2 separate regions of the Homo sapiens genome follow, and region 2 is linked to region 1. A link is an interaction called in ENCODE POLR2A ChIA-PET data of the cell type or tissue named here. Cell type or tissue: endothelial cell of umbilical vein. All regions are shown on one strand.

The links. ChIA-PET counts read pairs that join two places held together with the same protein. Peaks named below come from ENCODE experiments on the same cell type or tissue, not always from the same donor. Only the 100,000 strongest peaks of a DNase experiment are listed, where the experiment ranks them.
Region 2: POLR2A ChIA-PET joins it to region 1 with 11 read pairs; 4 of 35 experiments call an interaction of 5 or more read pairs at or near these places.

The regions. Positions count from the first base shown.
Region 1 is chr7:134,810,767-134,818,766 of GRCh38, reverse strand. The region is part of intron 1 of CALD1 (caldesmon 1); the gene reads right to left. It overlaps LOC124901750 (a long non-coding RNA gene), which reads left to right. Exons shown (of 2, transcript XR_007060537.1): 1 at 1-4,103. Among named protein-coding and RNA genes, the nearest start is that of CALD1, 35 kb to the right of the region's middle. In endothelial cell of umbilical vein, no CTCF peak of the experiment used is centred here; DNase peaks (open chromatin) are centred at 4,896 and 6,716; H3K27ac peaks cover 2,432 bases.
Region 2 is chr7:134,922,224-134,930,223 of GRCh38, reverse strand. It overlaps CALD1 (caldesmon 1), which reads right to left. Exons shown (of 15, transcript NM_033138.4): 4 at 1,324-1,470. Among named protein-coding and RNA genes, the nearest start is that of AGBL3, 60 kb to the left of the region's middle. In endothelial cell of umbilical vein, no CTCF peak of the experiment used is centred here; no DNase peak of the experiment used is centred here.

The sequences.
Region 1 (8,000 bases):
CAATGGTGGGTCATTGAGTTACATTTTCCAGTGTGGAGTGATAATTGCAAGATTTACTGAGCAGAGAAATATGACCCATCAAATTCAGTCTAAAAATAATTTTTGCTCTGAAAAAGAAAATCGAATTACCTTGCTCTTCACTATGAAAAATTGGCTTCATCTGGGTCAAGAGACATGGAACCTTTCTTTGAAGTAGACCCTACATTCCAAAATATCACTGGCAAACTCTGGGGCCTGCTTCTGATTAAATAATTGACATAAACCTCCGCCGAATAAACACTGAACCCTTCAAAAACAGAGAAGTAAATGAAAAATAAAAATGCATCTATGCTTTAAGTAGAAGATCTTCTGCAATAATTTGTTACCAGAAAGCAATTTACTTTTCCTTTTGTAAACCAGCATTAAAACCTAAGAAGAAAGCACACTGGGTGAAACTCTAGTTGAAACTTCGAAATAGTCTTAAATCTATTCTACATATTATCAGATTTAATGTTGACCTTAAGAGAGTGCTTCCATATTTATGGTTTGCTATCTTATCCCTCAAAACTAAATTTATTACTCATAGAATATGAAGCTTAAAAAGTAAAATATTGTATTTTCCTGAGAATATTTTGGTCTTTAAATTGACAACAGTATAAATACATTGTAAGAAAAAAAATAGCAACCCAACTGTGTGTATGTATACCTTGCCTCTTTCTTCAAGGAATGCTATCTGTGCATATAAAACTCAAAAACAGTTAACCAAGAAATAAAGAAAAAGAGTAAACTCTTTTGGGTTTATTACAGATGAGGTTATAACAAAATGGGCTGACGGCAAGTGTGACAAAAAGTATTGTTTGAAAATTCTAAATCTTGTTGCCACAAAACTGTGACTTTTTAGAAATATATGGGGAAATTTTATTGTAATAGAATGGAATTGAATTTATTGAAATTTTATTGTAAATGAATAAAATTTTGAAGAGGTCTTCAATAATGGAATGAGTAAGATAATTACTACTTCACTTAGCTTTCTAAAAACTTTGCACCAATGGATTTCTGCCTTCCCAGATGATTTTTTTCTCGTTTAGCTTTTGTATACTTTGAAAAATAGAACAATGACTTTGTTCTGTCCTTCATAGGTTGGGATTTATAAAAATGATTTTGTGTGCCTCTGCAAAATGTGGAGAAGTACTGAATAAACAACAAACAATCAGGTGTTCTTCAGTTAAAGGGACAGTTTTTAGAGGAACCCCGTGGTTGTAATGAATTATTTCTTGTTTTAAAAAGACCTTCTTACCTGAATAACGTTGTGAATCACACGAATGTCAATTTCTTGGGTTTTGGTATTGCACTGTAGTTATGCAAGATGTTACTACTGGGGAAAACTGGGTACCTGGGACCTTTCTATACTATTTTGTAACTTCCTGTTAATCTTTTACTTTATTTCAAAATAAAAATGTTTAAAAATGAAAAAAATTAAAATAAATGTCAGTGGTCAAAAAGAGCAAATAAAGAAAAAAGTCCTTTCTAACCAGCTCAAGAGGGTGTATGTCCATATGTTGAGATTCTGTTTGTTAAATATAAGTCTTCTTTTAAGGTAGTCTTGTAGAAGCTCTTAGCAAGCTTGCCTACCTTGCATTCCTCCAAAGATGCACTCTTTACAATTTTGACCATAAAGGAGAATAGCAGAGATAAAAAATTTAAATAAAAATAAAACCGAAGCAGTAACAACATCCTAGCAAATGGGAACAGCTCTCCGTTGGTCTGTGCTCTACAATACTATTATAATATTTGTGACAACAAGTAATCCAATTCAATGAATTGTCTCTAATCCTCTGACAGCTACTTTTCCAAAAACAGAAGACATAATTTTTTAATAAAGCCAGGAAGGAAACAGGTTTCACAAGAGAAGTTCAAGAAGACTGAAGCTCATTGTTCTACCTTCTGACACAGTAGAGTCTCACCTATTGAAGCCATGGGATTGTCAATGAAATGTAACTAGTATGGGAAACAGTGGAAATGTCTTCTCCAGTGTCTATTTGAATACATTGATCCTATGATGGCACAGTTCACTTCAAAGTGTGCTTACTCCCTACATTTTACCCATTCGCCTGGAAACTTCTAAAATCCTCTGACCAGCTCAGTCAGAGCAACAGCATAAGCATAAATCTTCCAAATGAGTTAATGTTGCATATACAAAACAGTCTACTGATTGCTTAAATTGGCTGAAGAGAAAGGGGCTATTCAGGAATAGGTTTGGTTTCTGAGCATGTACACATGATCTAAGAATGATGTCATAAGCTCTTTCAAATATTTTGGGGTAGCTTTTAAATTGCAGACTAAATGGAACTAGTCAAATTCGCACCTTTTCCAGCATGTGAAAATTAATAAGTGGAAAATCCAAGAATCTAGCAATTTCCTTCAATAAATGGCTGCCAATGGACAAACTGTGAAGCTCTTGGATTGACATGGCCCCTGTGTTCCTCATCCTTACTTGATGCAGTGCTAGGGACACATCTATTGATTTGCAACATCACATTATATAATCAGACACTGAGATAAATTCCAATTTGACATAAAATTTAGCTTTTTTAAAGCCTATAGTCCATATTTGTGCATAACAAACTCTTGCATGATTCCAGAAAAATAAAATTTTAAAGCTGGAGATGACTACTCCTGGAGGGAAGTTATACAACTGAACTAAATTAGTAAAACTTTAGATAGGCTGAGTGAAAGCAGGATAGCACTGAGCAAAACAAATGTTCTGGATCTAGTTAAGAGGAGACAAGACAAGTTCACAAGTGAATGACCCTGGTTATCACAATTGCTATTTTGAAAGAAAGATTCTTAAGGAATTGATATTTTACAAAGGGGATATATGCCAGTTCGAGGATAGTTTTTAAAAAATTAATAGGCTTTGTTTTTCAAAGGATAGATATCTTAAAATGTTTTATTTGATAATTGGTTCTTTTGAGAATATTGTATATTTGTAAATGGTGGTAAGTATTCTGTCTATATTTTCATTTTCTCTAAACACCAAATTTCTCAGTTCCACTAATTCATTGAATTTTTCAGTTTAGTAAAAATCCTAGGCCTTGCTAGCTTCCAGAAGATAGGTAAAATTTTGGTATAGGACCTCATAGGCTCAGCTAAACATTCCTTCAACCTTAAAAAACATGAGAAATGGTTTAGAGGGTCACCCCTCTAAACAGTGAGACTTCAGATAGGTGAATGATATCATTACAGTGCATCAGAGCTATACAGCCAAAACCATGTTTAGTAAATATTCACAAAGCAAGAGTGACATGTACCAAAACCCCAAGCAGAGTTTTCCTTATCCAAGAACAATGACGGGAAACTTCTCCAGGAGGCACTGGGACTGGGAAGTCCCACTAGCACTGGGGAAAAAAGAGGCAGAAATTCTACAACTTGAGGACCAGCCGGAGAGACAACATGGAGTATATGTTCTCCTTTCATCTCTTCTTGTTCTTTGTGTCACAGACATACAAGCAATTTGATAGTTGCTTCTCAGACAATATGCACAGCCTAAATTCCAACCATATTAGTGTGTGTTGGGTTCTAACCCACTTCATCCCCAAAGGCCAGCTAGAGTTGCAGCAATCCTTGGCATCACTTGTCCGGACATGATGAGGACACAGTCACCTAAGGGACAGCAAGCAACCTAGTCAAAAGTACTGTGGCTGGCCCATGCTCCTGACATAAGAAATGAAAAGCTAGACCACGGCAAAACTGAGAATAAAGGGTAGGAAGCAGGGGCCAATGTAGGCCAATCCCAAAATCTAGGAAGCCACAGTTAAAGACTCAGATTCAGGGCTTGAAAGGAACCTAGATGTCACGTGATCCAGCTCCCTTATTTTACAGAGAAGAAATTCAAATTCAAACTGGGGGAGGCATTTATCCAAGGACACTCAGTCAAGACCAATACCCAGGTTTCTTGACTCTGTTGAGTGTTAATTCCAGGAGTCAACAGGCAAACAGTGAATCAACAATCATAGAGAGACTGTTGCTTCTTTTCCAACAGGGGTGTGCCTTCACTCTTTATCTGACCTTCTTCTGGATACAGCAAACACTTGTGGACCAGCTGCACTGAAGCATTAAACAAGGTATGGAATAAATAGCATCTTCCGTAGGGTTAGAGGAATGAAGGTGGTCCCCAGGGCTTTGTGTGCTCTTAGTAACCAACTCCTTCCCAAGCCTCCAATCAACCTCAGTAGAAAGGGAAAGGGAGCCCCAGAATTCTGTGTGTTCTTGGAAGGAAATCCCTCCACAGCAGTCCCAGTCTCACCACTACACTCTTCATGAGAGACCACTGGGACTGACTGCATGATGCCTTACATTCTGCAAGACCCCCAGGACTTCCAGCTCCTTGTGGAACCCCTACTCCCACAGCCAACTGGCTCTATGCATCTCCTGCTCTGACCCAATGTCTTTCCCCTTTCTGATTTCTCTGGAACTCCAGATAAGTCATTAGCCAAGACCCTGTATCTCAAACTCTTCTTTGAATGTTCCCTGCAACTTCATGCTCTATACTTCCTCTCGTGATTTATAGCTCTTCCGACAGCTTCCATACCCTTTGTATCACAGAGCCTGGAAGTAGACGCAATTGTCTCCTTGCTCCACAGCTATATTCCTTCCTGAAAATATTATCCTCTACCCCTCCTTGTTGCAGTCATTTCCTGATCCCTGCATTACTTCCCTTCATTTCTAGATGTTAGCTCCTGGTTTTAACTCTTTCCAATGCTACTTCTGCCATAATTCTCAGCGATTTCAACATTCATGTCTGTGATCATTCTAATACCCTGGCCTCTTAGTTCCTTGGGCTTCTGTCCTCCAATGATCTTGTGTTCCCACATGCCTCAGCCACCCACCGTCCTTTACCAGCTGACATCCCCTGATTCATCACTCTAAACACTGCTCTCCATGTAGCAAGCAGACAGGAAGCTAAATCCAGCTGGAGGAAAACACGCAGCTAAGCTAAGTGCTTTTACTTAAAATTTGTTACCAGTAATGTCAACTGGGTCCTTAGTGCTACCTGGCAAGTCTGCTGTTTCCCAAGTCCAAACATCCTCTGTTGCCTTGAAGTCTCCAAACCTCCTGCTTCCCTAACCTAGTCTTAGTTGAAGAATTTGCTTCCTTATTGAACTGAGAAAATAGAGGCAATCAGATAAGAGCATCACAGGCTTCTACCATCATATTTTCCAATATACTTACAGCTGAATCTGGATAGTTTGTCTTTACTCCTGCAACGATGCCTGATTTGTCCATGCTCCTATTGAAGGTCAACCCTACTTAGCTCTAGGTTTCATGCTCTCTTATCTACCCAAGGACATTGCTCTAGCAATTGTCACCTCTCTTATGCATCATCAATGATCTCTTTCTACTAGATTATTCTCATCATCATACAAGCATGTCAAAATATATCTAGTCTTAAGCTAAAAGAAAAAAAGAAATCTTCATTAAACCCATACAACTCTCCAGCTCCTATTCCAATCCTCTGCCCCTCTTTCAAAAAAAATTCTGAAAATGTTGTCTCTATTCACTGCTCCGAGTTCTTTTCCTCCCATCTTCTGTTGAACCCATGCCAATCAGGCTTTTTCTCTACCATCCTTGATGCTTTTCAAGATCATCAATATTTCTACATTGCCAAAGCCAATGATCAATTCTCAATTCTCATCTTAATTAATACATGAGCGTTTGACACAGTTGATCACTTCCTTCTTTTGGAAGTCCTTTCTTCATTTGGCTTCTAGCACATCTCACCCTCCTGGTTCTCTTTCTGCCCCATTGGCCACTCTTCTCAGTCTCCTTTGCTGGTCTTTACTCTGACCTTTAAATGTTGGAAGACCCTAAAAATTATCCTGGGACTGAGCTCCTCTATCTAATAACTCACTGGCTTGGTCTCGTCTTGTCTCTTGGCATTAAATACCATGCAAATGCCTGACTCCCAAAAAAATATATTCAGGACCTCTTCCCTGAACCCCAGACTTGTATATCCAACTGCTTATTTAACAATTCCAATCAAATGCCTAATTGTTGTGACAAATATAAAATGTTCAAAGCTGAACTACTGACTTGCACTCCCATAGTTCCTCCTTGTATGTTCTTCCTAAGTTTGGTAAATGAAAACACCATTATTCCAGTCTTTTAGACCAAAAACCTTGAGCTCATTTTTTTTTTTTTTTTAACTATTCTTTCCAGTGGTGCGCTGGTAAATGGATAATAGCAGTCTCTCATCTCTGAAGGGTGGGAAGTAGGAGAAGGCCTACTTCCTTGTGTAAACACTCCCGATATTGTCGATTTCTAGCTATAAGAATGGGCCCACTAAGTGGTCCTTGGAAACAGCACACACAAAATCAATTAAACCCCAATTTTGCATTCTGCTTATTCAGTCATTCTGTGTAGTTCCAACTTTGGGAGAAGTAGTTACAAGAACTCGAACCACATTCTTCTTTCTTTATAGAAAATAATAACTTTCTACCACATGAAGCTAGGTGGCTAAAGAGATTATCATAAGAAGCAGGAGAGTAATGGTAGCATGCAGCTTATAGGGAACATTTCCTATGACATTCTCAGTAACAATTTGTTCTCCAAAAAATGGCTAATTGCAAATATTTGATAAGTTGTTAAAAGTTTTCCCCAAACCTCCAAACCCTAGGGAAGATAGAGTGTTCCCAGGCCAGACAAAAACCTTTTAACCTTAAGTCCCTTAAACATAAATATGTTGCCAAGATGCCGAGTGGATATTTAAATCATCCACTTCCTGTTTCAGTGCTATCTCTCTGTTTTGGAGAAGGACCAAATATGTTTCATTCCTTTTGGCACTGCTTTCTTCATTTAAAAACGATTTATACTTTAGGGGTTTTGACTCCAGGAAAAAAAAATAGCACATATTTTGGATGTCACATTCTTAATGTTTTGACCCTTTCAAACAAAAACACACTATTCTGTAGCCAGTGGGGTGAGAGAACCAGATCGGGGTAGAACATGTCCAAATGGGCTTCTAAGTAACAAGTAAAGAGGGAAAATTGGCCCACCTACAATAATTTGTTTAGGAAACATTAAAAATAGCCCATTAAAGACACAGATTTTTACTAGATCGCTTGTAAATAGTTTTGTTTAAATGTAATTTAAGAGCATCTATCTAAGTATTTCCATTGTGCCTGAGTTATCAGTTAATTAAACTTCAAGTGTGATGAAAACACATCCAGGACTAGTTTTAGGAGACTTTCACTAAAATGAAGAGAGCTAAACAGAAGATTCTGAATGATGTATTTTGGACAGGGAGGGTTCTTTGAAGGTCCTCAACTAGCATAAGGATTGGTGAGATGTGAGCAGGGATAATTTCGGAGTATCCTGAATAGCTTTTTAACACAGTCCACTACCATTAGCCTGTATAGTTTGGAAAACTGTCCAGTTGATTCTGATTGTACTCCAGACCCCTGCCCCCAGTGAAGACTCCCTAGTGAGGCAGGATAATATTAGAAGTGTTAGTACAGTGTCAGTAAACAACCCTTTCTTCAATTAATTGAATTCAGTTCGATTCAGCATTTGTTGAGCCTCTGCTTTGTGTTTGATGCTGTGTTCGGCACTAGAATTGAGGGCAGGATATACAAGGATCAATAAAAATTGTTCTTGCCTTTTAATGAAGTAGGGAGATGAGAGTAGTAAACCCTATTGGTCAGATATAATACACGGAGGTTTGTGCTGTGGCAACCCAAAAGGAGAACCATTTATTCTCACTGGGGCAATAAGGAAGTGGTGGAGGTATATGAGCTGAACCTTGAATTATGGATTAATTTTCAATCAGTACAGAGTGAATGGAAAAGCATCCAAGACCAATGAAACAATTTGCCTGGCTGACAGCACATGTTGATAGACATGTGCTTGGGAAAATCTGTAGGCAACTTGGGTGGTTGGCCATTCCTCCATGGCCCAGGAGTTGCCAAGAGGCTAACTCCCACACACCTAGCTGCTGCATCGTCAGCTAAAAGAGGATGGGA
Region 2 (8,000 bases), 110 kb before region 1:
TGAACCTATTAGGCATTCTCAAGTTCCCTGATTTCAACCAGGGCCCGAGTGAGAAAATACGTAATAGCAAACTCATTAAGTGTGTTTGAATAATCACATTAAATTAAGCGGAATTCTGTATCTTGTTGAATATTATAATGATCAGAGACTATTGATTCAGGCTGTATATTAGAAAAAAGAAGACATCTGCAATTCATGCCCACTTTAAAAATTCACGTGTTACCTATTAATGGTAGCCATGGAGGACTCTACTAAACTAACATATCTTCAGTTCAAAACAGATAGCAACACCCTACAGAATAAATGTAAATACTTTTCCTTATTTAAAGATATAACCTACCAGAAAACAGTATAGATTCCTTAAAGAACTAAAAGTAGAACTAACATTTGATCCAGCAGTCCCACTACTGGGTATCTACCCAGGGGAAAAGAAGTCATTATATGCAAAATATACTGGTACACGCATGTTTATAGAAGCACAATTTGCAATTGCAAAAATATGGAAGCAGCTTAAATGCCCATCAACCAAGCAGTGGGTAAAGAAAATGTGGTGTATATATATATATATATATATATACACACACACACACACACACACACACGTATATATACACACACCATGGAATACTATTCAGCCATAAAAAGGAACACAATAATGGAATTCACCGCAACCTGGATGGAGTTGGAGACCATTATTTGAAGTGAAGTAACTCAGGAATGGAAAACCAAATATCAAATGTTCTCACTTACAAGTGGGAGCTAAGCTATGAGGATGCAAAGGTAGAAAAGTGATATAATGGACACTGGGGACTCGGGGAGAAAGGTAGGAGGGTGTGAGGGGGAAAATACTGCGCATTGGGCGTGGTGTGTACTGCTCGGGTGACGAGTGCACCAAAATATCAGAAATCACCATTAAAGAACTTATCTGTGTAACCAAAACCCCACCTGTTCCCCCAAAACTATTGAAATTTAAAGAAAGAATTAAACAGAAAAAATAGACCATACTTATTTTTAAGATATAGCACACCATACTTATTAAATTAAACAAATGCTAGATTGTGAAATGAAATAAAAGCCTTCAACTGGGGTATGTTTATGAGATGGGAACGGGGTGGAGAGAAATAGAATAGTGTGTCCTAGTGTCTAAATCAGATTGCCTGTCTAATCAGATTAGTTGCCTAAAATGACTGCAAAATAATTAAACCAGTTAGATTGAAAAAGGGTTGAGTTGGGCTGAGAAAGGAATGCTCTGCTCAACAAATTCCATTCAACGGACAGGCTAAGACGCAAGTTAGAAACTCCCCGTCCCAAAGAGGACAGTACCTGTTCTGGGCATTCACCTCCACCTGGTCGGTCACCTGTCCCAAGGATTCTTCCTCCTGCTTCTGCCGCAGCCGTTCCTGTCGGGCTCGGCGGCGCCGTTCCCGGGCTGCCTCCTCTTCATCATCGTCATTCCTCTGGTAGGCGATTCTGCAACATTACAAAGACAACCTCTTGAGCGTGCCACTTGCCACGTGTCTTCACCAACCTCTTGGCAGGAACAGCCCTGAGCCCTTTTCTGAACTTCACTGCTTAATGAACCACATACGTCTAAAAGGATGGTTCAGTTCCTTAAGTTTAGCGACCTAGTCAGCTAGCTTTCAAACTTTTAACTATTTGAAAAACATGAATCCAATAGCTACAGAAGATAATTTACAATGACCAAATAACAACTTAAACTAAAACATTCTGCACAAAAGCAAGTTGCCTTTGGAAACTGTGGGTTAGTTTTTTTTTTTTTTTTTTTTTTTTTTTTGAGACCCAGTCTTGCACTGTCACCCGGGCTGGAGTGCAGCAGCACAATCTCGGCTCACTGCCACCTCCACCTCCTGGGATCAAGTGATTCTCCTACCTCAGCCTCCCGAGCAGCTGGGATTACAGGCACATGCCACCATGCCCAGCTAATTTTTGTATTTTAGTAGAGATGGGGTTTTGCCAAGCTGGCCAGGCTGGTCTCCAACTCCTGACCTCATGATCCGCCCGCCTCGGCCTCCCAAAGTGCTGGGATTACAGGCGTGAGCCACCGGGCCTGGCCTTGTAAGATTTAGAAGAAGGGACCCAAAGTATTGAACCAAAAATAAACAAAATGCTTACTTCAAAAGATACAGCATGTTGCATGAGTTATTTGTGTAGACACTGTCACGAAGATCAGAAAAGAATCAAGTTACACTACCAACCGGGACTTTGGTGCTAATAAGCCAAAATTATTAAAATTATTTAATAATTATAATAAATATTATATTATAATAAATATTATTAAATAATACATATTATTAAAATTAAATATTATATTAAATAATAAATATTATTAAAATTGGGAGTAGGATATCTTCTTTGCTTGGATTTTGTTTTTCCCTCCAGTTCCTTTTCCCTGGCGAGAGAAGGTGTTACTGACAATTGGTAGGATGCTTCAGAGTCAGTGCATTTTGAAGGGGTGGCAGCTCCCTTTAAGGCCCCCCTCTTTTGCTCTAAAATGTGCCTTAGTATCATACCACCCACATGCTGGGCACATCACAATGGCCCACAGGTGTGTATTTAGATAGATGTCTATGAGCTGAAGAAGGCAGAAGAGACACAGAGGACTTCACATGTGTATATATTATTTAGCTTTTTTTTTTTTTTTTTTTTTTTTTGAGACACAGTCTAACTCTGTCACCCAGGCCAGAATGCAGTGGTGTGATCACAGCTCACTGCAGCCTTGACCTCCCAGGCTCAAGCAATTGTCCCACCTCAGCCTCCTGAGTAGCTGGGACTATGGGTGCACACCACCACACCCAGCTAACTTTTGTATTTTTTTTTTTAAGAGATGGTGTTTCATTATGTTGCCCAGGATGGTCTCGAGCTCCTGAGCTCTATTTAGCTTTTGTAGTCATCTAAAGTGAATGTCTATTTGAGGAAATTACAAATCAATATCACTATGCTAGATATGTTTCTCCTAATACTTATTTCCAAATAAAGAATTGGGGCTGGGCAACTGCAGATGCTCAAACTCAAGAGGAAATAGCTATTTTGACACGTTTGACTTAGCTGTTTTTGAAGGTAGAATGTGTACTGAGATACAGAGTGCCAAGAAAGGATGGGTGCTGGCTTGATGGGTCAATGGGTTGGGTATGGGTATGGGGCTGCATTGTGTAGGAAGCTGCTTTTTGTATTGGAGAGTTACAGTGTTTTTATTACAATGTTACTTACATATCTACAAAATAGAAACCCAGATATGTAAACATTTCATGCTAATAATTCTTTTTAAAACTGTGGTAAGAACACTTAACATGAAATCCACCCTGTTGGCATATTTTAAAGTGTACAATACACTTTAAATTGTTAAAATTGTTAACCATATTGTTAACTATAGGTACAATGTTGCATGGTACTTCTCTAGAACAGGCTTATAATTCTTATATCATTGCAAAGCCAAAATAATTTGCAAATTAAAACAAAACAGTAGAACCATACTACTTATACCATATATTAACCTAATATAACTGATGATGGTTTGCTCATGTTAGAGTTGTAAGTTAGGCATTTTTAGGCTTAGAGTCAGTACTTTATTTCATCTGTGTCATCTTTTGACTTCAATAATAAGAATGCTATGAATGTTTTTTCACTGAGGTATCTCATAAAAAACAGGATTAATGATTCCGAAGGTTGGTTGGTTTCTTCTTTGCTACTTGAGAAAATCTGACTTCATATTTACTAAAATCTGCTCATGTGCAATCCTCAAAAGCCAATACAAATAAAATGTCACTTAGTAATTCTATAAAATGGGCTGGTTTATTTCACAAATATGGGGGGGCAATGTGATATAGTTGATAATGGATGACTAGATTAGGATTCAGAAAACTTGGGTTTTAGAATTGGTCTCTTACTAATTTGCAGCCCTTTGATTAACCTTTTAAAGTTAAATTTAAAGTTAAATTTTAGAGTTAAATTTTCTTGTGTGTGACAATCAAATGAAATAATAGATAGATATGTTGTGGCAAAGCATTCTACACTGCAGTGTCTTCCTGTTATTAGGAAAGTTCAGTTAAGGAGCCGCTTCGTGAGGAAAAATGAGTTCAATTTTAGACTTGTTGAATTTGAGGTGACATGACAGGATTCGAATGTTCCTTTCTAATTCAATCACATTGTAGTTGAAGTAGAAAGCCCTTCCCAGTGGTTTGGCTTCACCCTTCAGATTCTTGGCCTAATGTTCCTTTGGCTTATTTCTTGGTAGACAGCTTTAACCGCAACAGGGAGAATCAATCCTTAATAACTGCTTCCTAAACTAATCAAACAGGAAGTCTCAATTTGCTTTTCTACATCTCTGGATCAGCCATGAGGTCATGACTGTTACTTGGGGCCTTCTTCTTCCAAGACAAGCAAGAGGCATAAAACTCCGTATGGGACATCCCTATTGATAGGGTTAGGCTTTGTGTCCCCACCCAAATCTCATCTTGCATTGTAATCCCCCGTGTCAGGTGTTGAGGAAGGAATGTGGTGGGAGCTGACTGGATCATGGGGGTGGTTCCCTCATGCTGTGCTCGTGACAGTGAGTGAATTCTCTCAAGGTTTTTATAAGTGTTTGGCAAGTTCCTCCTTCGCTCACTCTTCTCTCTTCTGCTGCTTTGTAAAGAAGGTGCCTGCTTCCCCTTCCTCCATGATTGTAAGTTTCCTGAGGCCTCCCCAGCTATGAGTGAGTCAGTTAAACCTCTTTTCTTTATAAATTACCCATCTTGGGCAGTTCTTTACGGCAGTGCAAGAACGAACTTATACACCTATCCTAAAAGCAAAACTCCTCCGTCCCCTTAATGGAATATAACCTTAAGTCCTTAATTTCCCACTATTTTCAGAACTTACCATCTTTCTCTTTTCACCTACCCACTGGGCTTCATGGCTGGATATTGCTGGCTGTTAGCTCTGACATGAACTAGATTTGCCACGTAGGCCACATCACATGTAACCTCTCTTCATCTTTGATTTCTCAGTGGAGCAACCTGAACAACCGATCATCTCCACTATCTCTTCTACCTCTTCTTGCTTGGTACAGCTTAAAGTTTATAGGCAATCATTCTCCATTGGGAGCCCATTTTCTAGGATACACAGCTACTAGAGTGTATTAGTCCGTTTCACACTGCTATAAAGAACTGCCCGAGACTGGGTAACTTATAAAGGAAAGAGGTTTAATTGATTCACAGTTCAGCATGGCTGGTGAGGCCTCAGGAAACTTACAATTATGGCAGAAGGTGAAGGGGAAGCAAGGCACCTTCTTCACTAGGTGGCAGGAAGAAGCGCCAAGTGAAGGAGGAAGAGCCCCCCCTTATAAAACCATCAGATCTCGTGAGAACTCACTGTCATGAGAATAGCACGGGGGAAACTGCACCCATGATTCAGTTACCTCCACCTGGTCTCTCTCTTGACACATGGAGATTACGGGGAGTACAATTCAAGATGAGATTTGGGTAGGGACACAAAGCCTAACGATATCACGGGGCAAAATATCTATGGATCTTTTTATGACTACTAATAAAGAAACATATTAAAATTATTTACAAAGTTAAGAACAAAAAAAGAGCTAAAATGGTTTCATGGCATTTTCAATCATAACATGTCCAGTTGCTGGTTCAAGAACATATCAGTTGACTTTATAGGTAAAATTGTGTCCATGCCAAATGACTTGATAGGGGTGAAAATTCTTCAACTCTGAGGCTCCCTACATTAGCGTTAGGCAAGCAAAGCAAACAGTCATTTCTTAGCTTTTAGGCCTCTCCCTCATGGTGAGCTTCCCATCCTACTAACACCACAGGTTTATTATTTTTTCTTCCGAAATTGAAAAAAAAGTACCCTGAATTGTTCATTCTTTTGGATTTTAAAAGCAACGCACACATAAATTTTTTTTAAAACCAAACAATTCAAAATATATAAAGGAGAAAGTAAAAGCCACTCCCGAGAATCATGCAAACCCAGATTTGAACATGATGAGTATGTGATATATTCTACCATTTTCCTGTGCATGCACAGACATTTTTGTTTTTAATAAAATAGGGTTATGTCATACATATCATTTCACAAACCATTTCTTTAATTTACCTTGTTTATGACTATTTTTAACATGTTAGCAATATATAATTTCAATAGCAACACAGTATTACCACTTAGGTATACACATACATAATGATTACATGGATCTATTATGACTAACCAATTTTCTACTGAGGCACATTTAAGATTGTTTTCAACTTTATATCTTCTTATAAACAATGCTGCTAAGGACATTATTACAGACTCACTTTAATCACTTGTTCAATTATTTACTTAGGAAAACTTCTCAGAAGTTAGAATTTCTGAGTTTAATTTCCGAGTTTAAGAGTATGCTCATTTTAAAGGCTTTTGATAATCATCGACAAATTGTCAATTTAATACCAGTAATGCATGAAAGCTAATTTCACCACAAAGCAGAATTTGTCCAAAAAGACAAGTACACAGGATCCTTATTATATCAAACGATAGCACAGGGTCTGCTTCATGCTTCAGTGAAAGACAAAATGTTGACATTTCTGATTTTCCACACGCCAGATTTAAATGTATTTGAAATGCTGCTGACTAGTAAAAATCATACCTAACCAACCACTGGATTGTAATAAAAGCATAATAATCCATTTGTTCCTTCTGTGAAAATTCAGCAGATGCCAGTATTAACCTGTTTGCCATATGCTACAGAACAAAGCCAAGTGATGTTCCCAGATGATTCAGAAGGAGTGTGGGATCCTGAAGTTTATCTGAATCATCTGAGAATTATTGAATTTTGTTTAATAGAGTTTAAATCAAATGCATTTTATTGTGGATCTATTTTTTAAAAAAACTGGCAATCCACAAATGATCTATAAAGTACTTCTCTATGAAATAAAATGTTTGTTTGACCAGAATCCATGAACTTCCCACCTATGCTGGTTGGAAGAGGGTTTATTGTGGAGTATTCCACTTTGTTACTTGGTAACTGCTTTTAGCTCATCTGTTGGCACAAACACTTGGAGAAAGGTACCTTTCTGCAGCAAAGGTCAGCTGACAGCAACATGGCTCATTGGATATTTTGGAGAAAGAGAAATAATCTTGTGTGTGTGTGTTCACACTGACGAATAAATGCAACGAATTTTAAAAGTCCATAATAACCACATGATGTTATTTGATTGTACGAGTAGCATGAAAAAGTAGAGAGGATTGGCTTTTCTTCCATTCCTGGAACCATTGCTTAAGGGCCCTGGTGTTACAAGATAAGAAAAAAATATATATGCAATGGGAAAGCTCTCTTCTAATGCTGTGGCTTTTACACTGAAGATATTTTAGGTCTTTAACACCAGGCCTTGCTGCCTCAGTGTATTTAAGTAACAAGATAACCATGTTTTAGTTTGTGCCTTTCAGATAGAAAGTTCAAATGAATTAAAGTCTTGCAGACATGGCAAATGAGGAGACCAATGAGATGTTATTACATTTGGAAGGGCCAGGGTCTAAATATATGCCAGACGAGAGCCAGAAGAACTTGCAGAAGCTTCCGTAGCAAGACACTGGAGCAAGGAACGAGTTTTCCTCTTGCCCCAGTGTCCCCCGACCCCAGCTTCCCTAGCAAATATTTCTCAAAACTTCTGCAACACTGGCAAAATTCTTATTTTCATCTCAACTATAGTATAGGTCGTCTTGTTTGATTTTTTTACTCCGTGTTCCCCGTAGTTTAAAGAATGTTGCTCTTATTCCCTTCATTTTGTCTTTTCTCCATTTTGGTATCTTCTGGTTTGAGACTATAGGACATCATCCTTAAAGGTTCAAGTAAAATTGTGGCAATAGTATTTTATTAACAAGACAAGATCTCTTATGAGGAAGCCATGTTTAAAAATTAAATCAGGGAAAAATAATAGACATTTTTATGGGGAGGGTGCTGATTTTATTACATGTTTAGGAGCATTAAAGACTCAGAGAGAATGAAAAAGAAC